Regions from separate parts of the Homo sapiens genome. Here region 1 is linked to region 2. A link is a loop called in an ENCODE intact Hi-C map of the cell type or tissue named here. Cell type or tissue: chondrocyte. All regions are shown on one strand. Links, peaks and the distances in the headings refer to the core of each region. The heading gives the core; the rest is flanking DNA. Region 1 holds the start of LOC105373224 (a long non-coding RNA gene). Region 2 overlaps LOC105373228 (a long non-coding RNA gene).

Evidence for each region. Peaks named below come from ENCODE experiments on the same cell type or tissue, not always from the same donor. Only the 100,000 strongest peaks of a DNase experiment are listed, where the experiment ranks them.
Region 1: a loop joins it to region 2, with 4 times the contacts of the local background. A loop is called at or near these places in 2 of 110 quality-filtered maps.

What each region holds. Positions count from the first base shown.
Region 1 is chr1:239,943,367-239,958,527 of GRCh38, reverse strand. It overlaps LOC105373224 (a long non-coding RNA gene), which reads left to right and starts at 5,522. Exons shown (of 3, transcript XR_949315.4): 1 at 5,522-6,063. In chondrocyte, for the core only: CTCF peaks have their summits at 5,149, 5,348, 6,610 and 6,824 (motif pointing left); no DNase peak of the experiment used is centred there.
Region 2 is chr1:240,682,834-240,697,994 of GRCh38, reverse strand. LOC105373228 (a long non-coding RNA gene) reads left to right here. Exons shown (of 4, transcript XR_949320.2): 2 at 9,844-10,030; 3 at 11,220-11,361; 4 at 12,242-12,312. Among named protein-coding and RNA genes, the nearest start is that of GREM2, 78 kb to the right of the region's middle. RefSeq lists a silencer at 5,572-5,866. In chondrocyte, for the core only: CTCF peaks have their summits at 5,499 and 5,707 (motif pointing right); no DNase peak of the experiment used is centred there.

The DNA.
Region 1 (15,161 bases), core at 3,739-11,738, 740 kb after region 2:
ATTCACTTATATTTCACAATTAAATTTTTTTTTCAAAATGAATTGTCAAGCATGTTTTTTCTCCATAACTTCTTTGAAGAACTGGCCTCTAATTAATAAAGTAGCTGACTCCTGGTTCCCATTATCCATGCTAACCACCCCCTTTTGTGTCTGTCTCCCACAGAATCCAGGAGCTCCATGTAGGCAGAGAGCATATTGGGTCTCTGGTGGGAGGCAGAGCCCCCTCCCCCACAGAAGCTGAATATGAAGGATACCAGGGCTGGTGGCTGGTGCAGGGGTAGAGGCGTGGGTCATTGCTGGAGGAGGCTGTGTGGGTTGGTGTTTCTGGCTGTGTCCAGCTCCAAATCTGCCGGCCTGATACTCTGGCTGTCCTGAAGCTTTCACGAGCACCTCATGTGCTTTGAGATTTTCTCTCCTGCTCACACAAGCTGGAGTGGTGCTGCTATTAAAGCTGAGAACGTCATCTGTCTCCTACACATTCACGGCGGTCACTATAACTCGCTGACCTCCCCTTACAAGTGCTTTCCTGAGTGAGAGGAAGGAGCTCCGTGCTTGGAGGGAGACCAAACAGGCAGGGTGGCCAGACCTGCCCCCTATTCTCTCCTGGATGGCAGCGCCTGGCTGCTTTGCTCAGAAGCTGAGTTATGGAGCAGGAGGGGCTCAGCAGGGCTTTCTGGGCTCCCCGGTTCATTCCAGGTGCCCTGGTGGTCTCCACTGCTGGCTTGTCTACCTCCCTTTGTTCCCTCAGGGCTCAGCCCCAGGATCTCTGCAGCCCCCACTTTCCTCAGCAAGCATCCACCCTGATAAAGAGACTCACGTCTTGGAAACTGCAGCCAACACCTTGAAAACGTGTCACATTTATATTTTTGATCCAGAATGTTCACTTCTAGGGTACCATCTTAAAAAAAATGGAGATTTATGGATGCAGGTGTTCCCTTCAATGAGAGTGAAAAATGAAAAATGGCCCAATGTCCAACAGCAGAAGGTGCTGAGTAAGATGTGACACAGGGCCACTGAAAATGCACAAGGGCTAGAGGATGTCTGGGCAGTGTCCACCTGTGGGGACAGCAGATCACAGAGGAGCTGAGGGCTTGAAGTTTCCCCACCCAGCCCTCAGGGCACATGGGCTACACACGGAGGGCCAGGACAGGAGGAGGAGCATCTCATGGGGAGGGCACTGTGTCTGGGTGAAGGGACTAGATCTTTTATTTTATTTTTCATTAATTTTGAATTCCTTCTTTTACTATTAATATATTACATATTTTTGGCTTTGTAATAAAATGCCTATAAAAATTAAAACTAGGAAATATACATCAATTATTTAATAGGTGAGTGTTAAATGGATAGTATTTAATATGATGTGATCTTTTTATAATTGTAAAGATAAGATGAACATTCTAAAATATTTAAGTTTTACTTAAAGGAGAAAATAAAATATTTTCAATGTCCCACCACCAAATCTGATCATCAGGTGGTTTGGCCACATCTCTCAGGCTCTGTCTCTCTCATTGTCTCTCTCCTTCCCTGTCAGTCTGTCTCACTGCCTCACATGCACATTCATTTACACATCTGCGTGCCTGCATGTTTACATGGTATATATTTATTTTTTTAACAATAAGATCCTCAATGCAGACTGACCGTCAATGTACTTTTTCACATCAATTTCCTTGAAGTCTTTCCAATGTGGGCCCATAGAGACCCACCATACCCACCTCAGCAGCTGCTTGGTATTCCCTGGTTCACACGGACCCAATTTTCTTCACCCATCCTCTCTATGTGGATGTTAATGATGTTTCCAATTCCTTGTTATTTCAACCAGTGCTGTGATGAATAGTCTTAAAAACAAATCTTGAAACATGGTGCACCAGTGTCTACCGGATGAAGTCCCAGGGTTATCACTGCTAGGTAAAGAGACAGTGGTTTAGAGCTTTGATAGATGCTGCCAGCTCAAGAGAGGCATATCCATAAACAATTCTCCCAGGGGATCTGCCGGGGCCTCTGCTTCCCACATTCTCACCACTGCTGGTTGTCACCCGACATATAAACCTGCCAGTCTGGTGGAGACAAATGACAGCTCAGTAATGTGTTCAGGAGAAGAGGTCATCTCCTCCACTCCAGGGGGATGGCATTTGAGCTGTGCCTACAAACAAGGGCGGTGCAGGGGGCCGGCTGTCAGCCGAGGGGCTCCTGGAGGTGGCAATGATAGGATCCTGTGGCATTTTCTTATTCCCTTGCTGCCAGCTCATGCAGAGAGGGCAGACTGGGCCCTTGGCAGAATATCTCTGTGTGTGAATGTGTGTGTTTCTGTGGAGTTTTGTTTACTATATACATATGTATATGATGTTCATCTGTTTATAATTATAAAAATAATGTGAACATTATAAAATATTTAAGTATCACTTAGAGAAGAAAATAAAATATTTTCAATGTCCTACCACCAAATCTGACCATATTAAATGGTTTGGCCACATCTCTCAGCCTCTGTCTCTCTCATTGTCTCTTTCTCTGCCAGTCTGTCTCACTGTCTCACATTCACATTCATTTACATAAATGTGTGCATGCATGTTGACATGATATGTTATTTATCTTTTAAATGAGATCCTCCATGCAGACGATCAATGTGCTTCTTCACATACATAACATGTTTATATATGTGTGTGTGTATGTATATACATATATAAATGTAACTATACTATATATGTGCATATATGCACAGGTAGTGTTTGTGTCCCTCTTTCTGCATGAGGCTCCCTGTACTGGTGGTTCTCACCCACAATTCCTTCGAGCACTGCAGATGAGCTGCGGGATGGCCTGAGACCCCGCTGAGTGCAGACCCCCGGGCTGGTGTGCTGATGCAGGTATCACCACGGAACCCTGGAGTGAGGGCCGCTTTCCTTCTTGGTCAGTCCCTGCCATGCGAGTCTGGAGGAAGTAGGTTTACTCTGCCACAGGTGGGGCACAGCGGGTAATTGGAAACCTCGGGGAGCACTTCTGAATATTGCACCCAGCGGGGTTGGCTAAAGAGAGAGGTCATGGGAGCCTTTTTATCCAGGCTCGCGGGTGAAGTGTCAGGGTTCTGCTGCCCCAGCCATTACTGGGATAAGAATGGGGGCCGGGAGTGCTCAGAGCTGGAATTCCACTGCCCATCTGTGCCATGCCATATATCTGGCAGCTGAAGGCAACAACCTGCCTTGTGCCAGGGTGGACGGTAATGGGTTAAAAGGCAAAAGCCAGAGGAAACTTGCAGTATCAGGGGGTCGCCCATTCAAGTCCTGTCCACTCTCCACCATTCTGAGCTTCAGAGAACAGAGGAGAAGGGGGTCTTTTTGACTGGCGTAAATGTATACGTCCCCAGCCTTTCCTGGAAGTCCTGAGAGCCGCTCTAAAGCCCACACTGCTGAGTCCCTGGGGCTAGACACCTGGCACAAGGACGCGGGCGGGGGCGGGGGGGCGGCTCGCGGCAGCTTCCAGGCTAGCGCACGCGCAGTTAGCGTTCCTGGATCCTGGCCCCTGCACGACCCTGGCCCATGGTTGAAGCAGGTCCCTAGAGAGCTCTCATTTAAAAAGCTGCTGCATTCGTCCTGCTCAGGTGTTAAAAAGGGAGATTTTTCTGACGGAGAGGTTTCTGTGAAGAGGCCACGGCACTAAGGTTTATCAGATTTGTATGTATAACTGACCAAAAGGAAAATTGAAGCTCAGATACCATCACAGTTCAGCCCAACTGGCGATGGACAAAGGCCCTCTGAAGTCTGCTGGTGCGTGGACTGAGAAGAAGAGCAGACTTCCTGCCTTCAATTAATTGGCAAATAATAGCACATTCTGGGTTGCTTCCTTTCTCTGGAACTTAGTCCTGTCTGCATGAGAGAGAAAAGGGTGGATGCTCTGTACGATTCTAAAGATCTGGGGCTTTCACTTGGCCCATGTCCATGTCTACTTCTAATTGTCCCCATGCCTCAGTTTCTCTTAGGTAAACTACCCCCCGGCTCAAACCCATGTACCTAAGTGAGGCTGACACACTTCCTGGCTACAGGAGACAGAGTCTACGTGAGATCAGATATTGGAGGAACCACTGGTGACTTTCCCATGTGCTGTGCAGGGGAGCTTCAGGGATGCACTGTCTGCAGCCCACACTGGCCCAGTGGGCGTGCCCACCATGAACATGAGGCCCAGTGGCCCTGCGCTTGGTCCACCTGTGTCCTTCCCAGGAAAAGAGTCTGTGTGGGCCCTGAAGCCCCTCTCTGCCTCACCCTGTCAGGGTGAAGGGAATAACACTGTCCATGCTAAGCTCCTATCTACACAGTTCCAGTCCACCCGCCATTGGACATTTGGGAACCTGAGTCCCAGAGACAAGCAGAGACTGGTGAGGGTATAGGACGTGGGCATGTCCAGAAAATAATGGATTCCCACCTCCTAGGCCAGGGCTCAACCATCTCACATGGGGTTCCCTAAGAGACTGGGGACCCCTCCCTAGCCTTCCTATGTGGGCCCTGTACCTCTTAGCAACCCCATGGGTATGCACCCACATGCTTGATGATCACAGCGCTGAAGTAAGAGGAAAAGTGGACCCTGGGGAGGTAACAAGGGAAAAGTAAGAAAAGGCTGGAGGCATCTCTGCACTCTTCTAGCACCATGACCAGGACCATGGCCTGGGAAGGAAAGAGATGCCAGGATGCTGGCCTGGGGGAGCTGTAAGGTACCCGGGGGTCTGCCTGGTCTGAGACCATCTCACAGCAGTCAGAAGCAGATGGTACTTGGGGTTCTATGTCCACCATACTGGGCACCTTCAACTGAGACAAGACCTCCTAGGGTGAGGAGGGCTACAGGCAAGAGGGCCTCAGTTTACCTCCTTACATATTGTGATGCTATGGGTTGGTCACCCCAAGGTGACACTTTAGAAAGTGTCTATGGCTCCAGGTTCCCTGTAGATGACTTACTGAACTCCGTGGTCCTTGGAAAATGCTTTCTACTTCCTCAGAGTCTTTTGCAGCAGAGTGAATCAGAGAGAGACTGGAGGACTGAGATGTGGGGTAAGGAAGAACATGGCAGAGCACTGAACTACTCATCTTGAATAAGGCAAAGACCATCTGTTAGAGCCTTCAGTCCTCACTGGAAATGAACCCATAGTCACTGCCCTGGCTGTGGTGAAGTGGCCTCATGAGTGAACTGGACCCCAGAGCTATTGCTGGCAATAGGGGGACAAGGAAAGTTTGCGGGGTCCCTCTCAATGCCCTGGATCCTACAGCTCCTGCTCCTTTGTTCCCTGAAACCAGGGAGAGCTGATGCCTTGAAGTCATTCAAACAAAGGTGTGTTGGTTGGTGATTTTTTTCCCTTGGGTGCAGTGCTAGCACCCACCACCAGGGAGGCTGGGTCCACTGTGCTTTGCTGGAGCAACTGGCGACAGGGAGGAGCCACCCAGGGGTCAGTTGGAGCACCCAGGGCCCACTGAAGCAGAGCCGGTGTGTGAGGAGGCCTGGGGGTGGGTTCATGTGAGCCCGTGGGGAGGGGACAGGGCTGGACTGCACAGAGCAGAGCTGCCAGAAGCTGAGGAGCGGACGCAGCAATGAGAAACTCAGCCCAATCATGTGGCCGACTGCAGTCTGGAAGACTTCCTGGGTGTGGAGTTTCTCTGAGTTTCTCAGAAAGGCAGAGGGAAGATTTTTGTCAGTAGAAGGCACATGGAAAGTCAGTCATGTTAGTGATCTTTCCTCCTCTGGCAGCTCCAGAGCCAGCTCCAGTTCAAGCTCAAAAGCCACCTTCAGAGTGTGTGTCAGGGCTAGGTCCACCACCAGCTCCAGCTGCAGCCTTAACCAGCCGCTCTAGGGAAATCTGCAGAGCTGGAAGCAAGAGCAGCAACCACCGTAGCACCAGCTCCCGAGCTCCTTTGCAAGCTCCATCAACAGCTCCAGCTCCAGGGCTAAGGCAGTCCCAGCAAGAGCACCAGATCCAGCCATGCAGCCACTGCAGGCTCTGGCCCCAACTCCAGCTCCAGAGCCCAAGCCAGTTCCAGCTCCAGGTCTTGAGACAACAACAGAACCTGCTGCTGTTTTGTTATAACCATCCTGGTGAGTGTGGAGTGGTATCTCATTGCTGGTTTGATGTTCATTTCCCTGATATCTAAGGTTGCTCATCATCTTTCATGTGCTTATTCACCGATTGAATATTTTCTCTGGAGAAATGTCTATGCAAGTCCTTTGCCCGTTAGTAGTTGGATTGGTTGCGTTTCTGTCCTTGAACTGTAAAAGTTCATTATATTTTCTGGGTACAAAATCTTTATCAGATTTTTCACTTACCAATATTTCCTGACAGTCTTGAGTTGTCTTTATACTCCCTTAAGAGTGTGTTTTGATGCTCAAAAGTTTTTAATTTTGTTGACATACAATTCATCTGTTTTATTTTTTTTTACTGCTAGCGTTTTCAGTGACATGTTTAAGAAGCTCTTGCCAAATTCAAGGTCATAAAGATTTGCTCCTATATTTCCTTCTAAGACTTTGAGTTTTACTTATTAATTTAGTTGTTTCATTTGTTTGCAGTTAAACTTTTACATCTTGATGGATTAAAGTCCAACTTGACTCATTCTTTCTTGCATAATTTTACATATCTGAATGTGTAAAAAGATATACTTTCCAGTTAGTGGATAACCTTCTATTTGTTTCCTGTAGGAAATTTTTATTATTTTTCAAATTATATGAAAGAATAATAGCAAATAAATATTTATTTAGACATTCTGTAAGATGATAAAACGTGTTTTCAATGCTAGCTTGTGGAAATGTTGAGGTGGGGCACTCATTGTCCTAAGCAGTCCTGCACTGCCCTCTGGTGGCCTTTCATTTATGTCTTATCATTGACTTCCAAGGACCTTCTGCCTTTCACAAGGCAGATATTGACATTTTTGCATTTGACTTTGTTTCACTTAGATAACATATTAAATTTGGAGTTTAAAAATGTTTTATATTCTTTAGAAATAAAAATAAAAGTAGAAATGGCTTCAATAAATTAAACTCTAGCTTCGTAATACACTGTTACATATAATCGTATGTAACATGTATTCATACACATGAGCGGTGTGAATCATAATACACCGTTACATATAATTATTCTAGCCTTCCAGAATTCCTCATTATGACTCCATAATACGTTTTGCAATATGAATGGTTTATTTATATTTTATGTTGATCAGTATAAAGTGCTCAAATTCCCAGGTGTGTTAGTATTTAAATTTCTTTAAGGGTTTTTGAAGTATAATCAATTTCACAAAGAACCAATCAATTTAAAATGTACAATTCCATGAGTCTTGAAATATATTCCACAAAACCATCACTGCCATTAAAGAAGTGTACATGTATCCATTACCTCTAAAAGATTGTTCTGATTTCTGTTTAAAAATCCATTGTTAGCTTGATGTACAGATAACTTCCGTTTGTCCCCTCAGATTCACTCTTCACTTAGGGTGGAGGTCATCTGTGCAATGAAGGAACTGCTTGATCTTGCTTCACTGTACAGTTGGGAACCCGTAAGAAAAGACAGATCTAAAGATAGATGTTAAAATAGCCAGGATAGAGTGTTGCCAGGACTGCCCTGGAGGAGACGACTATACGCTGAAAGCTTATGGGACCTTGCAGGTCCATGCTGGCAAAAGCCTGGGCAGCAGGAGTGGGAGTCGGTCCAAGGCGGTGGACCAAGGAGCAAAATAAAGGTCTTGATTGGACTGAATTCATTGACATGAGAGTGCTCTCTATGGATTTGGGTTCCAAGTGTTGGGTTGACCACCTGCTAGTGGTGTTGATATTCTGGCCTTATCATGGCCTCCAGATAATGAGGTCAGAATGCTAAAATGTCCTTGCCACACTGCCGAGGGAGGGAGGAAGGAGTTGGAATGCATAAGGACAGGCATGGTGGGATGGAGCTATGATGTGCAGTCTGCTCAGCCATCCCTAATCTTGCCTGCTGGGAGAAGCAGAGCTCACACTTTTCATCACAGCATTGGCAAGGGAGGCGCCAGCGTCTTTGAAGAGCCCTGTGCATGGCTGTCCTTTACACAGTATGCCACACAGTATGCCACGGGGGCAGGATGGGAATTAGAGAGTGTGACCCACAAGGATACGTGGTGTGGGGTAATTGATCAGGTGTCCTTACAAATGAAACTGATGGATGGCCTACCAAGAAAACAATTCTAGATATGATTGTTGCTACAGTGAGGATTCACTGTCTCTAAACTAGTTATGAAACATAAGCCAGCAATGGCCCGACTCTGAGCTCCTATGCTGAGGAAGAGATTGGAGCCCTTCAAGGAATGGCCCTGCAATGGAGTCTCAGATATGTGCCATGTATCTTTTCCATCAGCTTCCCCAAATGGCCCCAAAGTCAAAGGCAATTACTGCTGTGACCACACTCTGGAAGAAGGGAAACATCTACATGCGTTTTCTGGAGAATTTTGTCTATATGTTCTGAGCATATTTTGAATCCCCAACATCAGAAATGCTGTGTGGCCCATCAGTTGAAGCAGGGGCTTTGGAGGTCTGGGGACAGGAGCTGCCTTGGCCGCAGGTTAAGCTTGTCCAGTGGAACCATGGCCTCCTCCTGTGGTTACTCTCCAGTTCCAGAATGGATAATGGGAATAGGTAGATTTAGCAACTGGTAGAATCTCCACATTTTTTTTTCTGATCCCAAAAATTTTGCTTATTAAGAAAGGAAGGCCCAAGTAGAGGTCCCTAGAACTACACCTTCCTGAGAGGAAACTGAACGCAGCACATCATCCATGGAGGAGACCGAGGGGTGAGCAGTGTCATCAACCCCTTGAGAAATGCAAGTTGGTAATGCCCACTGTTCCTTATTTTCCTTGCCTCTCTGGCTACTGGAAAAGCCAAGTGGTGACTGGGCATGGTGCCTCATGCCTGTAATCACGGCACTTTGGGAGGCTGAGGCAGGCGGATCTCGAGGTCAAGAGTTCAAGAACACCCTGGCCAACATGGTGAAACCCCATCTCTACTAAAAATACAAAAATTAGCCAGGCATGGTGGCGGGCACCTGTAATCCCAGCTACTCGGGAGGTTGAGGCAGGAGAATCGCTTGAATCTGGGAGGCAGAGGTTGCAGTGAGCCGAGGTCGCGCCACTGCACTCCAGCCTGGGCAAGAAAGCAAGACTCCATCTCGGAAAAAAAAAAGCCAAGTGGGTCATGGAGATGGACAGTGAATTTCCACAGACGTAATCAGATGGAGACGGGAACGGGAGCTGTGACTGTTTGTAGGATACCTCGACAGGAGCGATACTTCAGTTACAGTGTCTCGCAGAGGAGCAGGCCCGGGCAGGCTGCTGTTGGGGGAGGGACTGAGAATGGCATGAGACTCCCTGCCTGTTTAAAGGGCAAATTCCTTTAAAGGAAAACAAAAACCAAAAAAGACTATACTACATCAATGGCTAGTGTTTTTTTAAATATGTATATACTGATAGAATTGACCCTCAAAAAGTTCAATCTTTTCTCCTTCTCTCCTTTTAGCAAGATAATTTATTGTATTTTTGTAAGTGCAAGTGGCTCATTTTTAGAGTAACCTTAACAATGTCCTTCAGGAGCCCAAATATCCCACTACTATCATTTTTTTCCTTTAATTTTTTTATTGACACATGATAATTATACATATTTATGGGGAATGCTATATTTTGATACATGCAAACAATGTGTAATAAACAAATCAGGGTAATTAGGATATTCAAAACCTCAAATTTTGGGGCCAGACGCGGTGGCTCACACCTGTAATCCCAGCACTTTGGGAGGCCGAGGCTGGCGGATCACCTCAGGTCAGGAGTTCGAGACCAGCCTGACCAATATGGTGAAACAAAAAATTAGCCAGGCATGGTGGCAGATGACTGTAATCCCAGCTACTCCGGAGGCTGAGGCAGGAGAATCGCTTGAACCCGGGAGGCAGAGGTTTCAGTGTGCTGAGATCATGCCACTGCATCCAGCCTGGGCAACAGAGTGAGACTCTGTCTCAAAATAAATTTAAAAAAAACAAAAAAACCCAAAAAACCCAAAACCTGAAGTTTTGTGATTTCTTCTTCCTTTTTTTTTTATTTTTATTTTTATTTTTATTTAAGCTCAGGGGCACATGTGCCGGTTTGTTACACAGGTAAATTTGTGTCACGGGGGTTGGTTGGACAGATTATTTAATCACCCAGGTACTAAGCCTAGTACCCATTAGTTATTTTTCCTGACCCTCTTCCTTCTCCCACCTGCCACCCTCTGATAGGCCTCAGTTTGTGTTGTTCCCCTCTATGTGTCCATGTGTTCTAATCATTTAGTTCCTGCTTATAAGTGAGAATGTGTGGTGTTTGGTTTTCTGTTCCTGTGTTAGTTTGCTAAGGATAATGGCCTCCAGCTCCATCCATGTCCCTGCAAAGAACATGATCTCGTTCTTTTTTATGGATGCATCCACTACTATCCTTTATTTCCAGTTTTTATAGAGAGGTGAAGATGTTGCTTTTTGAGTTGAGGCTTAAGTGAGATTGCTCTGTGAGCTGATGAGTCATCTGTGCTAATGTTTCCTCCAAGAGAGGCAAATATTGTGGCAGATATAGCTCACTGTTCAGAAGAATTATTTTTCTCTTCTTCCTAAATACCTTGCATTGAATGTGGCCAGGTGACTGCGTTCTAGTCAATGGGATATGAGTAGAAATGATGTGTTGAACTTGGGTTGTGATTTTGAGATGTGGTCATGCCTGCTTTTGCTCTCTTCTTCCTCAGTCTGCTGGCTGAATTCTGATATAATTTAAAAAGTCCGTCCCTGAATCACATGTAGAGAAAAACTGCCTGTCAACCAGAAAAATCTACTTGGGCTGTTATGTGAATGAGTAATAAACTTATTATTATTCACTGTCCTATTGTATTATGACACTGAAATATTGCTTTTGTGGTTAGCATTAATGTAATTAATAGAAATGTCTGGGTGGGTTATATAGAATATCATTAATATCAATGACTTACATAAAATAAACGGTTTTGCTGGATAAACCTTTTGAGCTCCATATGTGTGCCAAGCACCTAAGACAATTAGTGTTTATTCACTCTCCACTGTCGTCTTCCGTGCTAGTAAAATGTCTGATTTTATGTGGGAACACACTGAGAATAAAGTTGACAAGTGGCCTCCATTGTGTGTCATGGGTGTGGCCATGTGACTAAATTATGACCAAGTGGAAATTCTAATCATTAGGACATAATCAGAAGTATCATGTGGTAGATAATGAAATCTTTCCTTAAAAGATAGACACTTTGTGCAGTGTGCCCTTTTCATTTTAGTTCTTTCTCCAGTCTACTCTCTGGAATGCAGGTGTGATGGCTGGAAGGCTGGCTGCTATCCTTAATCATGCAGATGAGTGCCCCTAAGGAGGATGGGGTGGTGGGCTAGAAGGAACTCAGGCAACAATGATTTCATGGATGACCTGTGTTGAGACTTATACATGAGGGAGAAATAGAGAGTGATTTAATTGTAAATCGCTCTTATTTTGGGCTCTGCATTATGTGTAGTCACACTCAATTTTAAATCAAATACGTAGTATTAAGGGTTAAGTAAATGTGTACCAGGCTCAAACATTTTGAAAGGACAGCATAAGAAGACACTATATTTGCATAAGTCTATTTGCTAAAAAAAAATTGTCATCTCCTAAAAAGTGCGGCCTAAAGAACAAGAGAATCATTCTTAGAGATTCAAGAAGTATACTACTAAAGGTCTATAGCTGTAAATGTGAAGGTGCAAGAGTCTTCACTGAATAAGTCCCTTGTAAATTTGCTGAGGCTTCCAGAAGAAAGTACCACAAACTGGATGGTTTGAAAGCCAGAGATTTATTGTTACCCAGTCTGGAGGACAGAAGGCTGAGATCAAGCTGTCTGCAATGTTGGTTCCTTCTGGGGGCTGTGAGGGAGAAGCCACTCCATGCCTCTCTCCCAGCATCTGGGGGTTTCCTGGCAATCTCTGGTGTTCCTGGGCTTGTAGATGCATCACCTGAATCTCTGCCTTCCTGTCCACATGGAGTTCTCCCATTTTGTGTCTCTGTGTCCAAATTTCTTCTTTTGTAAAGACACAACTTATATTGGATTAAGAGCCCACCCTGCTCTCTCTACCCCATTATGATCACATCCTCACCTAACTCAATTACGTCTGCATCTGCATCAACCCTATCTCCAAATAAGGTCACTTTCTGAAGTACTGGGGGTTAGGACTTCCGCAAATGAATGGTGGGGATGCAATTCAACCCACAGCAAGTACTAACATTAGAGTGGACCACTATAAAAACAATTCCTACTTAGATTTCTCCACATGGCTGAATGTAAAGTGAAACAGTGAGGGCACTAGCAGTTTTGGAGGTTGAAGTTATTTGTGGAATAATATCACACTCCTCTTCTCTGGGGTGAATGCCAGGAGAACGTGCAGGGAATAAAAATCAATACCTGTCTTCAAGACAGCTTCAGAGCCAGATGGCCACCCAGATGCTGGAACAGAGGCCCGGAATTATCACCAACACAGAGACATAGCCAAAGTGCCAGAGTGCATGGAGGAGGGAATTATGAACTCCAGGTGAAGACGCTGAGAGCAGCAAACAGTGTGAAAACCAAAACTTCAGCGCACATGGGCTTTCCTCAAAGTGTGACAGTGGAACCGAATGCATGGAGTCCGAACACGGCTGGAAAATCCAGACCTAGACAGTCACAATGGCTTAGTGAGGAAATACCATTTAAATCAGGTATTCAAGGAAATGATCTGACAGGTGGTGATGGAGTGGGGAGGTAGAGATTTCAGGGAGGAGGAATAACAGGAGCAAATCCAAGGAGGATTGAAAGACAGGGCAAGGCTGTTGTGCTGATTGCCTCCTGAGGTGTCTGCAGATGGAAAGAGTGACAGAGGAGCTGTTGGGGAGCCAGGGGAAGTGGCAGGGCAGGAAAGCAGCCCTTTTTCTGATATTTATGCCAGCTTCAGAAAGCTGCTCTGGGGTGAGGTCGATTCGGCACATTGCATCCCTATTTTCAAAGCTAACTTAAGGGCAGGTGGGACACCATTCAGGAGTAAGGATCTTCAAAGCCTTTCTTTCCTTTATGGGACTTGTTGGTGTGCTCTACTGGGCACTGCCAGCTTCTCCTCAATGTTGCATGAACTGAGTGTTTAAGGCCAGGCAATTCCGGGCTCTGGTTCCTCAAACTGGCTCCACAGCGATTTCTCAAGGTGCTTAAATATACTGATATAGAGGTCTGAAGTAAAGCCTGACAGATGTGTGAAACAATCTCTAGGTGAGCTTGGTGTTCAGCCAGCTCTGGGACCCTAATTTCCTCATGGCATTTGGAGTTAGCTAGCACATTTCAGAAGGCAAAGTGGTGTGAGAGCCTGTTGTAAATCTGGTTACAAAGTTGGCCAAATAAGAAACTGTTGATCTGAATTATGGGATCCTGTAGTCATAAAGTTTTTTAAATGACTAGTGGGAAAATAGTGAAAATTTATAGTGAAATTCTCTCTACTGTATATTTTACTTGTTTTTCCTTCTTCTCTAGGACGTAAATAGAACACAGTGAAATCCACAAAAAGAAAGGCTATTTTGTCTTTTGTAAAGTCTTAGGTTTTCAGAAAGGGAAGTAAATTGGTACCAGTAGAGTGGGGTATAGCTATTAAGATACCTGAAAATGCGGAAGTGACTTTGGAACTAGCTAACAGGCAGAAGTTGAAACAGTTTGGAGGCTCAGAAGAAGACAGGAAAGTGTGGGAAAGTTTGGAATTTCCTAGAGACCTGTTGAATGGTTTTGGCCAAAATGCTGATAGTGATATTGACAATGAAGTCAGGCTGAGGTGGTCTCAGATGGAGATGAGGAACTTATCGGGAACTGGAGTAAAGGTGACTTTTGCTATGCTTTAGCAAAGACACTGGTGGCATTTTGCCCCTGCCCTAGAGATTTGTGGAACTTTGAACTTGAGAAAGATGATTTAGGGTATCTGGCAGGAGAAATTTCCAAGCAGCAAAGCATTCAAGAAGTGTCTTGGGTGCTCTTAAAAGCATTGTTTTATTCATTCAGCAATATATGGTTTGGAATTGGAACTTATGTTTAAAAGGAAAGCAGGGCATAAAAGTTTGGAAAATTTGCAGCCTGACAATGTGATAGTAAAGAAAACTCCTTTTTCTGAATTGACATTCAAGCCAGCTGTAGAAATTTGCATAAATAACAAGGAGCTGAATGTTATTGCTCAAGACAATGGGAAAAATGTCTTCAGGCCATGTCAGAGGTCTTCACGGCAGCCCCTCCCATCACAGGCCCAGAGGCCTATGAGAAAAAAATGGTTTTGTGGTCTGGGCCCAGGGCCTTGCTGCTTTGTACAGTCTAGGGACTTGATGCCCTGCATCCCAGCTATGGCTACAGGGGGTCCAATTTACAGCTCAGGCCATTCCTTCAGAGGGTGCAAGCCCCAAGCCTTGGTGGCTTACACATATTGTTAGGCCTTTCGGTGCACAGAAGTCAAGAACTGAGGTTTGGGAATCGTTGCCTAGACTTCAGAGGATGTATATAAATGCCTGGATGTCCAGGCAGAGGTGTGCGGCAGGGGTGGAGCCCTCATGGATAACCTCTGCTAGGGCAGTGCAGAAAGGAAATGTGCAGTGGGAGCCCCCACACAGAGTCCCCACTGGGGCACTGCCTTGTGGAGCTGTGAGAAGAGGGCCACCATCCTCCAGATGCCAGAATGGTAGATGGAAAAAAACGCAGATTCAATGTCAACCCATGAAAACAGCCAGGAGTGGGGCTCTACCTGGCAAAGCCACAGGGGTGGAGTGGCCCAAGACCATGGGAATCCACCTCTTGCATCAGCATGACCTGGATGTGAGACTTGGAGTCAAAGGAGACAATTTTGGAACTTTAAGTTTTAATGATTACCCTATTGGATTTTAGACTGGCATGGGGCCTGTAGCCCCCTCATTTTGGCCAATTTCTCCCACTCAGATTGGGTGTATTTACCCCATACTTGTACCCTCACTGTATCTAGGAAGTAGATTCAAGTAGATTGCTTTTGATTTTACAGGACCTATTGGATTTTGGACTGGCTTGGGGCCTGTAGCCCCCTCATTTTTGCCAATTTCTCCCACTTGGATGGGTGTATTTACCCTATGCCTGTAGCCCCACTGTATCTAGGAAGTAGA
Region 2 (15,161 bases), core at 2,633-10,632:
TCTCAGACGTAGTGGGCTGTTTCTCAACAGAGACCCCTCTCCGGGCCTCTGAGAAACAATCGTTTATTTGGAATTCATTATATGTCGGATCCATATGTGTTAATGGCTATGCATGCATTCTTTCTTTAATATACATGGCGATAGAGTTGCATAAGGGACTCACTCTATTTTATAGAGGAATCTGTGGCTCAGGAATTCGAAGTTCTTCATCTAAGTTCATACACTTAGGAAGTGGCAGAATGGGGCTTAAATGCAGGTTTGTTTGAATCAAAGTTGTACTACTGTCACTCTGTCACCTCGATTACTTGTTGGATTACTGAAAATCAGTCACAATATCTCTATTATTTGATTTATTGGTCTTTTCTTTCTTTCTTTTTTTTTTTTCTGAGACAGAGTCTTGCTCTGTCGCCCCAGCTGGAGTGCAGTGGCACGATCTCGGCTCACTGCAACCTCCGCCTCCCTGGCTCAAGCAATTCTCCTGCCTCAGCCTCCTGAGTAGCTGGGATTACAGGCACACACAACCATGCCTAGCTAATTTTTGTATATTTAGTAGAGACGAGGTTTCATAATGTTGGCCAGGTTGGTCTTGAACTCCTGACCTCGTGATCGGCCTCCCAAAGTGCTGGGACTACAGGTGTGAACGACCGGGCCCGGCCGATTTATGGGTCTTTAACAGAACAGTAATAATTTCCCTAATATTTTACTCTGAAAGCTTTATTAAACACCCCATGTCCTTTGATACAGAATCTGAGAGCTAGTAGAATCCTCAGAAATCATCCCTTACCAGGCCGGGCGCGGTGGCTCACGCCTGTAATCCTAGCACTTTGGGAGGCCGAGGCGGGCGGATCACAAGGTCGGGAGATCGAGACCATCCTCGCTAACAGAGTGAAACCCCATCTCTACTAAAAATACAAAAAATTAGCCGGGCATGGTGGCGGGCGCCTGCAGTCCCAGCTACTCAGGAGGCTGAGGCAGGAGAATGGCGTGAAGCTGGGAGGCGGAGCTTGCAGTGAGCCGAGATCGCGCCAGCCTGGGCCACAGAGCGAGACTCTGTCTCAAAAAAAAAAAAAAAAAAAAAAAAAAAGAAATCATCCCTTACCAACACCTTTAGCTGATGGAAAGGGAAATAATGTACAACCAGGTTAAATAATGTATTCAAAGCCATATGGCCTCTGAGTAGCATTGCTAAGAAAGATTTATATGGCTCTTCCATTGTATCATGATGCTATTTTATTGTAAAATGCAAAATTAGAGGTGTAAATTAATTTAATCTGATTGGTTAAGTACTACATTGAGTTTAGCATCCACACATTGCGTCTGCTATGGCATGCCTTGATTCCTTATATCAATATCAACTCTTAGTTTAGCTCATTAATCTAGAGTACATTTAGCCCAGCTTCTACAAGGCCAATCTCTTTACCCCAACCTTGTTGCTGGCACTGTTCCACTCAGGGATGGATAGAGAACAAGCAAGCAAATAATGCTTTTTTCAATAACATGTCTTTGTTCTTTCAACACAGGCGAAGTTATGTTACATAAAGTCATTTCACTGATATATTTCAAGTTTTCATGGGAATTACAATTTCTCTTTTTTAAAAATGTCCCCGCTGACTGCACTGATAGGGAATTAAAATTTCTATTGGGTAAATTTAAATGAAGGGGAAATTGACAATGACATCACCTGGTGGGAGAATTCAGGGACACATTTCAAAGCAGCCTCATGGTAAATAGGTTACCAGGACCTCAACTACATAACAGAGTAATTCTGAGATGTGTTAGAATACATCAGTATTGATGCTAAATCCAATGTACACTAAATCAAATCCTATAAATATTGATTGATCTCCTGCCAAGAAGACCTCTTAATCACTGTGATACGTTGGCAGTTTTGAAAATGGCATAATAGGCTGGGCGTGGTGGCTCATGCCTGTAATCCCCCCACTTTGGGAGGCCGAGGATGGGCGGATCACAAGGTCAGGAGATCGAGACCATCCTGGCTAATATGGTGAAACTCCGTCTCCACTAAAAATACAAAAAAATTAGCCGGGCATGGTGGTGGGCACCTGTAGTCCCAGCTACTGGGGAGGCTGAGGCAGGAGAATGGCGTGAACTTGGGAGGCGGAGCTTGCAGTGAGCCAAGATCGTGCCACTGCACTGCAGCCTGGGCGACAGAGGGAGACTCCGTCTCAAAAAAAAAAAAAAAAAAAAAAAAGACAATGGCATAATGATGGGTAGAGAAACTCAAATAGAGACATCCAGAAAAGAATGGAAAGAGTCAAATTTCCCCTTGTTTCCAAGTGCTAGAGCTCTTTACTAGTGAACGTTAATCTGTATGGCAGAGAGTAAAGGGCACACTCAACAGGTGGCATTTCTTTCAGGATCTAGTGACATTTTCAACACCAACCCTGGTGAAGTGGAAGAGGAGGTCAAGGAGTGCGCTCCAATGGCAGTGGCCAAGTGAGGGGTGTCATCACCCTAAGAGTTTCATGAATGGCAGTGCATATATAACTCCACGCTGATTTATGGCCACCTTTAGAGGCCTCATGAATATTACCTATTTATTCCTTCCTTGGGCTTCCCACATATCTAAACTTTGGGACTTGTTACCTTGTACTGCGTTCATTTATGTGCCACCTTCTTCATTTTGATGGTGAAAACTAGGTCTGATTTGAGGGAGGGTACATCCTAGGAGTCAATTCTTTTGGTTCTAGAGCTAGATAATTTTGATTCAAATCCTCCTCTGACATTGATGAGAATGTGATATCGGCCAATTCACACAACTGCTCTGTGCCTCAGTTTCCTCATCTTTATATATTTGAGTAGTTGCTAGGAGGATTAAATAAATTTATATATATATTAAATACATTTATATATATATATGTATATAACATTTAGAAGAGTGCCTGGCACATGGTGAGAGGTAAGTCCTCCATAAGGTAAATTATTATTATTATTATTTTGTGTCAATGAATGTCATAGCAGTAATTTTATTATTTTAATTTAATTTAATAAAACCCACAATTTTTAATTAGTGATTAGTAATTATTTTAATTAATGATGACATGTATTCACACTTCACACAAATTCATAAAGAATAAATCATAGAGGTAAAGCTATAATAAATATCACATTGCAAATACACAATTAGCAACATGAAAAGTACATGGAATTTTTGAAGCATGAAGAAACTTGAGTGCTAACTCTAAACAGATAAAGCATCTGTTTATCTTGGATAAGTCTTTTAAACTTTATAAAGAATAACTATGCAGAGATAACATTTAGTACTTAAGAAATAATAAATTTACATGACTTTCTCTCTCTTCCTGTGAAATAAAGATATTAGACCAGATTATTACTTCTTGCTAAAAGATTCAATGACTCTCAGACAGGAGATGAAAATATAATAACAATTGCCTTGGGTCTCCAATCTTGACACATACTGTCTACAGAATTTGGCACACTTTGTTGCTGTCCTCTATTATAATATATGTGTTTGAATCTTTTCTGACTATCTAGTTTAAGACTGGAAACCATTAATTTAACTTATTAATTCAATGGACATGTATTAAGCATCTGCTATATCCAAGTTAATAGGATCTGGAAATACATAGTGACAAAAGCAGTCTCTCGCCTCCGTGAGTTTACAGTCTAATTGTGAGAGAAGCGTGAAAACAAAGAGTTCAATAATCATTACATATCCACAGTGGAAGTCTATACAGAGCACAATGGGAGCACAGAAGAATGAGAACGTGTTTGCACTGTGAAATGGCCGTAGTAAGTAAAAGTTTCACAAAGGAAGTAAAAGCTGTTTAGATTTTTATCATTCTCTTCCCATCAGTCCCTATTATACTGCTGGCACTTTTTGAAATAAGCAGAAACCTAATATGCAATTTCCAAAGATTGTCTTTAAAGATGTACCTTATTGAATACATGTGGATATATAGCCTAGGGCACATGCTACACCTTCTTGTCACTAAGTACGCACATTGCAGGAGCCTGCCAGTCCCAGCATAGTTTCTCATTTCCACTTCATAACACTGTCTACAAGATTTTACAAAGAGATCAATTGCTCATTACGTTACTGGTATCTTGTCCTCAGTTTGTCCCACATGCAGTGAGAGAAATATTTTATACCATCCTATGGAAGACTGAGAATAAAAAGAACATATCCTTGCTGTAAGTTAAACATCTAAAAATGGTATGATTCTTTTCAGAGTGTGCTGCCAGATGCTGCTAGATACTGGGTATGTGGCCAGAAGATGTTAACCCAACACTAACAGTCATATAAATCATGATTCCCCAAAGGTCAGATGCTACCACTGCATGGTTATTTTCTTCAACTTACTCTGTAGTCTCTCTTATAGAATTTGTAAGGTTTATGCTGTACACATTATGGGACAAAAGGTCTTTATCTCATGAAACAGGGCTAGGCAGTGAGAAACCCAACGAGAAGGGCAAAATTAAGATTTCCTACGGATGTCACCAGCAAAGTCATTATTATTGAAATTGAATAAATGAATGGAAAAAGCAAAACAAGCTCTGAGTTAGAAAAATAAATTACACATGGCCAAGCTCAGATTCATTCCTATTACCTACAATTAGAATTTTTAAAAATTGAGCCTTCCCTTTGAATTTCCAAAATTAGTAGGAAGGGGGAAGTGAAAAGGCCATTAAAGGAAAAAAGGAAGAGATCAGAGTTTTGAAGAGACCATCAACAGATGTTGTTTCAGAAATTGGATTTGGAATGAGTCCAAAAGGACTATTTCTAAGACAAGAGCTAAGTAGACCATGGGTGAATTTCATCTGATGCATTTCATCTGAGCATTGATACTGGAAGACACATTAGAGAGGGCATCTGGAAGTTAGCTTACCAAAAGGAAATAGGATCACTTAAGGAGTCTAATAATGAGCAAAAATAAAGAGATTGAGCTATTGGAAGGAAGGCAGAATCATGTGATGGTTTCTTTAGAAAGTCTTGATCATCTTTAGATGTATATCTTAGAGACTCACTCCTAGAATCTTACACACCAGTAATTTTTTTTTTTTTTTTTTGAGATAGATTCTCACTCTGTCACCCAGGCTGAAGTGCGGTGGCGTGATCTGCAACCTCTGCCTCCCGGGTTGAAGCGGTTTCTGTGCCTCAGCCTCCCGAGTAGCTGGGATTACAGGCGTGCGCCGCCACGCCCAGCTAATTTTTCTGTATTTTTAGTAGAGATGGGGTTTCACCATGTTGGCAAGGTTGGTCTTGAACTCCTGACCTCAAGTCATCCACCCACCTCAGCTTCCCAAAGTGCTAGGATTACAGGTGTGAGCCACCATGCCCAGCCACACCAGTATTTCTTTACCCTCTATTTTGATCCAATGTTTATCCAGAAGTAGTTCAAGATTAAGAAGTAGTTCAAGTGAGCAGACAACTTGAATTCCATTGAGCCTAATCTATATTTATTTTCCCTCCATAGTTACAATATGGAAAACATAATCACGTAAGTGTAAAGGAAAGTATATTCTACGTCCTGAAAAATCACTGTGGTTCATTCACGCTGGGAAAGGTGGCCGCTTTTCTGACATGAATCCGTAGCTGCATTATCATGGGGGTTTCCTGGGTAAAGAGGAGGCTGCCGGTCTCTTGCTTCCCCCACTTTTCCATTTTTTCCTCTTTTGCAGCCAGCCATGGTCCCATGCTTGCTAGCAACAGAAAGTACAGCAGATGGCAGCAAGCAGCTGCTGCATTTTCCAAACCTTGGTCAGCAACTGTTTTCAAGCCAGCACAAGGCAGGTTGAATGGAGGCAAAGATGGATGTGGATTTGTTAAGAGTCCCCCGTCCTCCATCTCTTGTTCTGTCTCTACCTTTCTGCCCTGCCCAGTGATGAGCAAACACCTCATTTCACAGAAGCAGAGCAAACTGGAAACAAGAGGAGGAGACAAAAGCTGGGGCTTGGCGGGACACACTGAACTGGACTCAAGCCTGAAGTGACCTAGTCAGGCGTGGTATCGATGTCGTGGCAGATCTTCCTTGGCCTCCGTGGGCTGTTGAGCAATTTCTTGGACCCACATCTGTGAATGCTAATCCAACACCAAACAATATTTTGCAGAATTATTCCATCCACTTTGCAACTTCCAGCTTTGTAGGGGCTTCACGGGGGCTGCAGGTAGCAGGAAAGACCTGAGGGTGAACTGCGTTGTGCTGAGAGATAAGCCTGGATTTTACCAATTCAGGCTTGGCAGACCACATCAGAGCTGTCAAAAGGCTATGAACTGCTCTGAGCTCCTGCCTTTAAACTTGCCCTGTTTAGTTCAGCTCAGAAGCCTGGAATTTGTGAAGGTAAACAATTCTTATCCCATGGATAAACTGGATAATGCAATTTAAAATACAGACGTATATTCTTCAGACAAACGTAACCGCCCTGACATTAATGGGGCCATTTATCTATGTTGAAGTCAGTAAGCCATAAGCACTGTCAGTGATGTGGGGATTTGGGGATTTGATTAGTTTTGGGTTTCCAGTGGCTTAACAGGAACAGAGGGTGCGAGGTGAGGTAGCTGGTCTTATCTTCTTGAGTTATTAGATAACTTGTGTTCTTTCTCCTTTGTGCTAAAACCTAAAAGGTAAATTTGTTCTTTTGTGTTTTCCATAATTCAACAGATTGTTAACCTGGTTTATTTTTCATAACCAGCAAATTGTACCTATGCTGATCATTCAGTTTTGTGGTCAAATATTACAAAGCTGGGTTATGTAAGCTTATATTTTTCATGAAATCAGCCCTATAAGAAATTAGGATTACAGGTCCTAACACTTTTTTCTTTTTGAAACGGAGTCTCGCTTTGTCGCCCAGGCTGGAGTGCGGTGGTGGGATCTCAGCTCACTGCAAGCTCCGCCTCCTGGGTTCACACCATTCTCCTGCCTCAGCCTCCCAAGTAGCTGGGACTACAGGTGCCCGCCACCACGCCCGGCTAAAGTTTTATATTTTTAGTAGAGTTTCACTGTGTTAGCCAGGATGGTCTCGATCTCCTGACCTCGTGATCCGCCCGCCTCAGCCTCCCAAAGTGCTGGGATTACAGGTGTGAGCCTCCGTGCCCAGCCTACAGGTCCTAACACTTTAACTTCCAGAGTTCAAGATTATTAAAGTAACTTCAATACTGGACGGCATTTGTAAGCTTTACGTGCTCCCAGCTGGTTCGTTGACATGGAGTTCAGACTTGCATGCAATCACCCTTGACTATCTTTGGCTGTCCTTTCTCAGAAACAGGGCAATCATCTTAACAAAAACCTGGCCAATAGATTTCCAAATGTTGCGTTCATAGAAAGAACACTGGTTTTGAGAAAAACTTTCACATGTATTTTCTTTTCCCTTCTCTCTCTTTTTTTTTTTTTCAGACAGGGTCTCGCAGTGTTGCATAGGCTGGAGTTCAGCGGCATGCTCACGGCTCACTGCAGCCTTGACCTCTTGGGCTCAAGAGCTCAAGCAGTCCTCCCATCTCAGCCTCCCAAGTAGCTGGAACCACAGGCACATGCCACCACACCCAACTAATTTTTGTATTTTTAGTAGAGGCAGGGTTTCGCCATGTGTCTCAGGCTGGTCTCAAATTCCTGGGCTCAAGGGATCTGCCTACCTCAGCAACCCAAAACACTGGGTTTACAGGCATGAGCCGCCGTGCCCTGCCTCAAATGTATTTTCAAGTGGAGCAAAGTTAAGGGGCTCACAGTCACTTGAAGTTTTAGCAAAACTTGGGAGTAAGCGAGAATGTTCTCTTAAGCAACTGTTCTGCCTCATTGGTGGGATGAGCCATTTGGCTGCCTCTGGTTTCCCACTAGCAAACAGTAACTGATTGGGAAGATGAACAGGATTAGCTAAATGATTAATCTCCATCTGCTCTAATACATAAATTATGAAATCATACTCATCATACCAATTTTTGCCAATTCAAAATGTGAACCCATTGGCAAAAAAAAAAAAAAAAAAGGAAAAGAAAAATTTCCAGTCACCGAGAGATGTTCCACTGTAGTCTTTCAAAATGTTTTTAAAACAGTTTGAAAAATCTTACTTTCAAAGTTTGAATTTTATCCCAGTCCATTGTCCTCCTGCCCGACTGTTGACAAATCATCACCACAGGGGATCTGGTGAGAAAAACATGGGTGGCCCTAGGCTGGTATCTGGCCAAATCAAGTATACATTTGGCGAATATGGCCAGACTGTAGGCTACCTAGGTGGCTTTGTGGTCTCATGTGATCAAAGTCGGGGATAGATTAAGGAGACTAGATCTTTCTTTAGTAGATGGAATATAGCAATTCCAATTACTGACATCCTAAAAGCTTCTCTGGAGATGCAGAGCAAATTCTCTATACATTTAATGTTTTCTACATTAAAGGATATTTTGCTTCCACAACTGAAGTGAATTATGGAAACAAAACCTCCTTTAAGATAAGCCTGAAATTATCATTGTATTTGACAATGGGAGGAAAAAAGCTGAGACGTTTTCAGAATCTACCAGCAATGCATCCCCCAGAGAATACACAATTTGCATGAATCCCCCTGAGCTAGGGAAGCTGAGGATATCTGAAAGAGAAGGGGGAAAATGTATTTTAAAAGCTTCCCAGAAACAGATTAAGAGTTAAGAAAAAGAAAAATCCTGTTAACAACTGGAATGGGCAGACACCGCTCTGCCAGCCTTAAAAGAGTCAGATGAGAGGCCAGACACGGATTTCTGCTTTTCCGAAAGTCACCCAGACATAGACAAGGATAAAGTAAAAACGAGAAATGTAGAACAACATGATCCCTTTATTTTGATAATTTAGAAAATAAAAAGAAATGATTGCAGTGTAGGCAAGCAGCAGAGGCCTAAAACTTCAATACTTTACATGGAAAAGGAGACTGGAGGTGTTTGAAGAAAAAGCAATTTCAATTGCAGTGGCTTTTAACCTTTTGGGAGCATTGAATTGCCTTGAGAATCTGGAAAATGCTATGCATCCTCTTCCCCCGAATACAAATGCATGATTTTCCATTCCATTCATGAAATTTCACTCATAATTATTTTGCACGTATGACAGGTTAATAACTCTTACACAGAATAGAGTTTCTGGCTTTGTTTTGTTTTGTTTTTCATCTTTTTGTTTGGTTTGTTTGGTAATGAGTTTTGCAAACCTTGGGAAGGTAGTGTGAGGCAAGGTTATTGGTGAGGGAAGGTGATTAACTGTGTTCTAAATAAATAGTAGTTATGGTGAATCATTTCCCTCCCATCCTACCTCAAAGAAAAAATTTGGATAAATAAAATATGTACGAAATTACAATGACATACCAAGAATGGTGAATTCTTAATGCTCCTCAATGTAAACTGGCATGTAAACACATGGACATTTTTCTTGCATCTCTACTTATTGGTTATATTTGTTTCAATCATTAAGATCTTTGAGACTGGGCGCGATGGCTCATGCCTGTAATCCCAGCACTTTGGGAGGCTGAGGCGGGCGGATCACCTGAGGTAGGGAGTTCAAGACCAGCCTAACCAACATGGAGAAACCCTGTCTCTACTAAAAATACAGACTAGCCGGGCGTGGTGGCGCATGACTGTAATCCCAGCTACTAAGGAGGCTGAGGCAGGAGAATTGCTTGAACCTGGGAGGTGGAGGTTGTAGTGAGCCGAGATTGTGCCATTGCACTCCAGCCTGGGCAACAAGAGTGAAACTCCATCTCAAAAAAAAAAAAAAAAAAAAAAGATCCTTGAAAAGCATCATATCATTCATTGTGTCTTTCTTATGTCTTTTACTTAAGACAGTTACCTGGTGTGGCATGACACAATATCTCCCAGCCTCTAAAATATTATTTCTCAATCATATTTTGCCATAGGAATGATCTTGTCTGGTCACATTCCAGAAGCAGGAGGAAAAAAAAATAGCATTTCTGAAGCCAATGAGTGCCAGTCACTTGAAGATGGTAATCTGAACAGGAAGAGCACTGTGACTTACTACTGTCCTTCAGAGAAAAAGGAAGAGGTGCACGTCACAGACGGGAAGTCAGTGAACCAGAGGCAAAGGTACTGAAACTTTATTTGGCAAATATGAAACATCCGTTGTGCCAAGAGCACAGATCCAGTTTTTGCAAGATGCAAATTTCATGGCAAACAACAAAAGCCTGAAGAACCACTTAGCTAATAACTGACTTCGTACTCAGCATCCCTTTTCTGTTTTTCTGCTGTGACAGGCCTTTATTGAAAGCCAGAATATATAGATCAGTCAAAACCTCAGAACAAAAAGGTAGTGGGCCTGAGCTCAGAATGTCAGGCAATTAATGCACTAGTGTTGGCATCAGCCTCCAAATCCTTGAAAATATAAAATACTTGAACACTCGTCTCTCTTATGAATGAGTTCCCCATCATATATTGGTTTCCTTAATGAAGATCAGAAAGGAGTTTCGGAAAATGATATGCTTAGCCAATTTAACACCAGCTGTTTGATTCTCCAAGTTTCCTTACCCTAAATGACTTTACAACAAAGTCAAGTAGAAACGCCGCTGAACAATCCTGTCATCCTTTCCTCACCCTGGCCGAATGAGGCTTTTTTTGGATTGCAAAAATTGATTAAAATTAAAAGACATCGTTTAATTAATCTTCTGTGCCATGAGACTCCATCAGGCTGTCTACAAAGACCACTGGGAGGCTGAGGATCACTTGAGCCCAGGAGTTTGAGGCTATAGTGAGCCTCAAAGGGTCTCTGCACTGCAGCCTGGGTGACAGAGCGAGACCTGTCACACACACACACACACACACACACACACACAAAGACTTTTAGCCACATTTCCAGATTTCAATGTAAATGGTACTTGGGGAATGCTTTTTGACCCAAGAAAGGAAACTAGGTCTGAGTGTTTATCGTTTGTAGATTGGTGAATAGATTCAGAAAAGCTAATAACACAAATTTGAGAGTGGCATTTTGTGGGCATAGATTTCACATTAAAACTGAGACCAAAAGACTAGTGTCTGTTATCTTGACATTTTGTGGAGTTAAAACTAAGGACAAAGGCTGTTTAGAGAGCACAGCGGTGATCTGTACTTATGAAATTTAGTGACCCTCAGTTGCTTGGCAAAACTACAAAAAAAAATTGTGACCTGCTTTTTATACAGGTGAATAAACAATTCAGGTATCAAACAATGAACCCCTTGATTTCAAAGGACAGTGATGTGTTTGACGATAAGAGACAATTCCTATAATTCTTTTGTATTCCAGTGAAGTTTATAGCATGAACGACTTGTTTTTTTGGTACAATCCTGTACATTAATTGTTACCAGCACGTATCTCGGAGCTCCTGTCCACACAATAGTCATTACTAACACCTGAGTTGATCTGCACAAGGGCACGGATTACACGGGTAAGTGAAATAGCATCCACATTCATCACCGATTTCAGTTATGTCTAAGAATATAGGATCAAATTTTTATGTTCAGACTATAATCAAAAAATATTTCTAGAGGATACTTTGTTACTATACAGGTGTGATAGTAATCAGATTATCTAATGACTATAGGAAGAATTGTGCTTTCAAATTAAGGAACTGGCCTGGGTGTCATGGCCCACGCCTGTAATCCCAGCCCTTTGGGAGGCCAGAGTAGGAAGATCGCTTGAGACCAGGAGTTTGAGGCCAGCCTTGGCAACATAGCAGGACCTCGTCTCTATTTCTAAAAAAATAATTTTTATATACATATTTTATATATATTATATATATTTTTATAATATATATATTTTTAAATTTAGGGACTGGCCCTTAATTTAGCAGTGATGTCATATAAGGGAACAAAAATCACATCATTTGAAGTAGCATAAGAAAAAAAATGGCTCTGCTACTGTTTATAGGAACATTATATATGAGTGTATATATAATATTTAAAAAACATATTAAAATAATGTTTTACGTCTGTAAGTACAGTATATGTTGCTATATGTTATATATATGCACACATATATACAGATTATATTACATGTATATATGTATACATAATATATAATCATGTTATCTGTATATATACATGAAATTATATTATATATAATTTTATCACTGCATTACTTATATCTTGGCAAAATTTTATTGAAATATAACTCACACAAAGTGCATAAATGCTAAGTGCAATACAGAGTTCAGTGAATTTTACAAAGTGAATGCCTCTGTGAAACCACCCCCCAGATCAAGACATAGAATATTAATAACACCTTCAAAACCTTTCTCATGTCTATTCACCTTTACTACCCTATAGAAAAAGACAAGTGTTCCCACATTTTCTATTACCTGGAGAAGATTCTTCCTTAAATGTTAGAAGAATTGGTGAGTAAAAAAATCTGGGCCTAGAATTTTGTCGGGGGAGGGATGGGAGTAGTTTGTGGAAAGGTTTGTCAGATTTTATTTTTCTTCTTATTTTGATTTTATTAAATAATCCTTTTTATTTGAAGAAGTGTGTCCATTTGACAATAACTCTTTAAATTTTGGTGTAAGCTGCTCATTAGATTCTTTTATTAACTGCTTTAATATCTGTAGGTTTTGTGGTAAATCTGTCAATTTGTGTTTTTCTATTTTTATGATATCAGTTTTTCTAGTAATTTATATCTTATTAGAATTTTCAAAGTCAACTTTGGCTTTATTGATTTTCTTTTTATTATGTTTGCTGTTTGATATCTGCTGTTAGCATTATTTCATTTCTTATTTTTCTTTGGGTTTAATTTGCTATCCTTTTTCTAGCTTATTTGATGAATATTAGACTTTTTTTTTTTTTTTTGAGACAGTCTTGCTCTGTTGTCCATGCTGGAATGCAATGGCGTGATCTCGGCTCACTGCAACCTCCACCTCCTAGGGTCAATCAATTCTTCTGCCTCAGCCTCCCAAGTAGCTGGGAATACAGGCACCCACCACCACACCTGGCTAATTTTTGTATTTTTAGTAGAGACCAGGTTTCACCATATTGGCCCAGCTGGTCTCGAACTCCTGACCTTGTGATCCACCCATCACGGCCTCCCAAAGTGCTGGGATTACAGGTGTGAGCCATGGCACCTGGCTGAATATTAGACATTTTGTAGATCTTTTTTCTTTTCTAATATGTGCATATATATTTCACTCTAGGCCTTCAGATGCATCCCTTACATTAAGTACCATTTCTCGTTATCATTCATTTCAAAATATTTTCTTATTTACTGATATTCTTTTTTTTTTTTTTTTTTTTTTTTTTTTTTTGAGACAGGGTTTCACTCTGTCCCCCAGGCTGGAGTGCAGTTGCACGATCTCAGCTCACCTCAACCTCCACCACCCGGGTTCAAGTGATTCTCCTGTCTCAGCCTCCTGAGTAGCTGGGATTACAGGCATGCACCACCATGCCCAGCTAATTTTTGTATTGTTAGTAGAAATGGGGTTTCGCCATGTTGGCCAGGCTGGTCTCGAACTCCTGACTTCAAGTGATCCGCCCACCTCGGCCTCCCAAAAGTGCTGGGATTACGGGCGTGAGGCACCACGCCTGGCCAGTTGTTTTCTTTTCAATTTTATCCAGCTTTCATAGCAGTTCCCAATATGGGAATTAGTTTGATTGAAGCCATGTCCTCATGGCTAGAAGTAGTTTCTTCTTCTTCTTCTTGTTTTTTTGTTTGTTTGTTCTTTGTTGTTGTTGTTGTTTTGGTTTGTTTGTTTGTTTTTCGAGATGGAGTCTCACTCTGTTGCCCAGGCTGGAGTGCAGTGGCACAATCTTGGCTCACTGCAATCTCCGCCTCCCGGGTTCAAGCAGTTCTCCTGCCTCAGCCTCCTGAGTAGCTGGGATTTACAGGTATGGGCCACTATGCCCGGCTATTTTTTGTATTTTTAGTAGAGAAGGAGTTTCACCACATTGACCAGTCTGGTCTTGAACATCTGACCTCAGATGATCCACCCACCTTGGCCTCCCAAGGTGCTGGGATTACAGACGTGAGCCACCACGCCCGGCAGAAGTAGTTTCTTCAACCAGCATTTAAACCTACTGAAGTTTCACAGATTCAATTCTTGTTCAAAAAGTTCTCCTCCTTTTAACCTCCTAACTGCTATGGGAGAAAGCTGCTTCCCTTCCTTCTTGGCCTTGAGTTTGGCCTTGTGGCTTTCTTTGGCTTTGGGGATATTAGCAGACATGATGCAAGCAGGGACTTTCGACGCATTTGCTTGGCTCCGCATGCCTTCTCAGTCTCTTGCTATGCCATTGGAAGAGCTCGCCTAGTTGGCCTGCTGCTCCAAGAAGGATGAGAAACATGTGGAGCAGCTTCCTGACCAATCCACAAACCTACAGCTTAAAGCAGAACTGCCCGGCTGTGCCCCCGGCTAAATCGAGAAACTCAAGCCTTCCCACAAACTCATGAATGAGCTCAGCCACACACAGCGGAGTCACCATAGCCAACCAGCATGTCCTGGAGAAATAAATTACCGTGGCTTTAAGATACTGATTTTGGGGGTGTGTGTTATGTACCATTATTTCAATAAGAAGAAAATACTAACGGATACACAGGACTTCTGTTTTAAAAGTTTATAACTGCCCTCCCTCCCACCTACAGCATAATCAGCTTTCCGTGAACATACCTTAGAAAATGGGGACAGTTGGCTGGGTGTAATGGCTCACGCCCGTAATCCCAGAACTTTGGGAGGTCAAGGTGGGCACATCACGAGGTCAGGAGTTTGAGACCAGCCTGGCCAACATAATGAAACCCCGTCTCTACTAAAAATACAAAAAATTAGCTGGGCGTGGTGGCGGGTGCCTGTAATCCCAGCCACTCGGGAAGCTGAGGCAGGAGAATCGCTTGAACCCGGGAGGCGGAGGTTGCAGTGAGCTGAGATTGTGCCACTGCACTTCAGCTCTGGCGACAGAGCAAGACTCCACCTCAAAAAAAGAAAGAAAGAAAGAAAATGGGGACAGTGAGGTCAAGGGTACGTGCACGTTTGACAGCTCCACACTCCGTTCCTCTCTCTCTCTCTCTCTCTTTCTCTCTCTCTCTCTCTCAATACTGGAAACCATTATTCTTTGGCAGCATAAATTCCAGTGACACAAATACTAACACGGACATTTTAATCAATTTGTTCTCACTAAAGGGGGAAAGCTGGACTCAATATTCAAGATTCATTCGTTCTATATAACACTAGAAAAATAAAAGAGTTGGACAAAAAGACAGCAAGGCAAT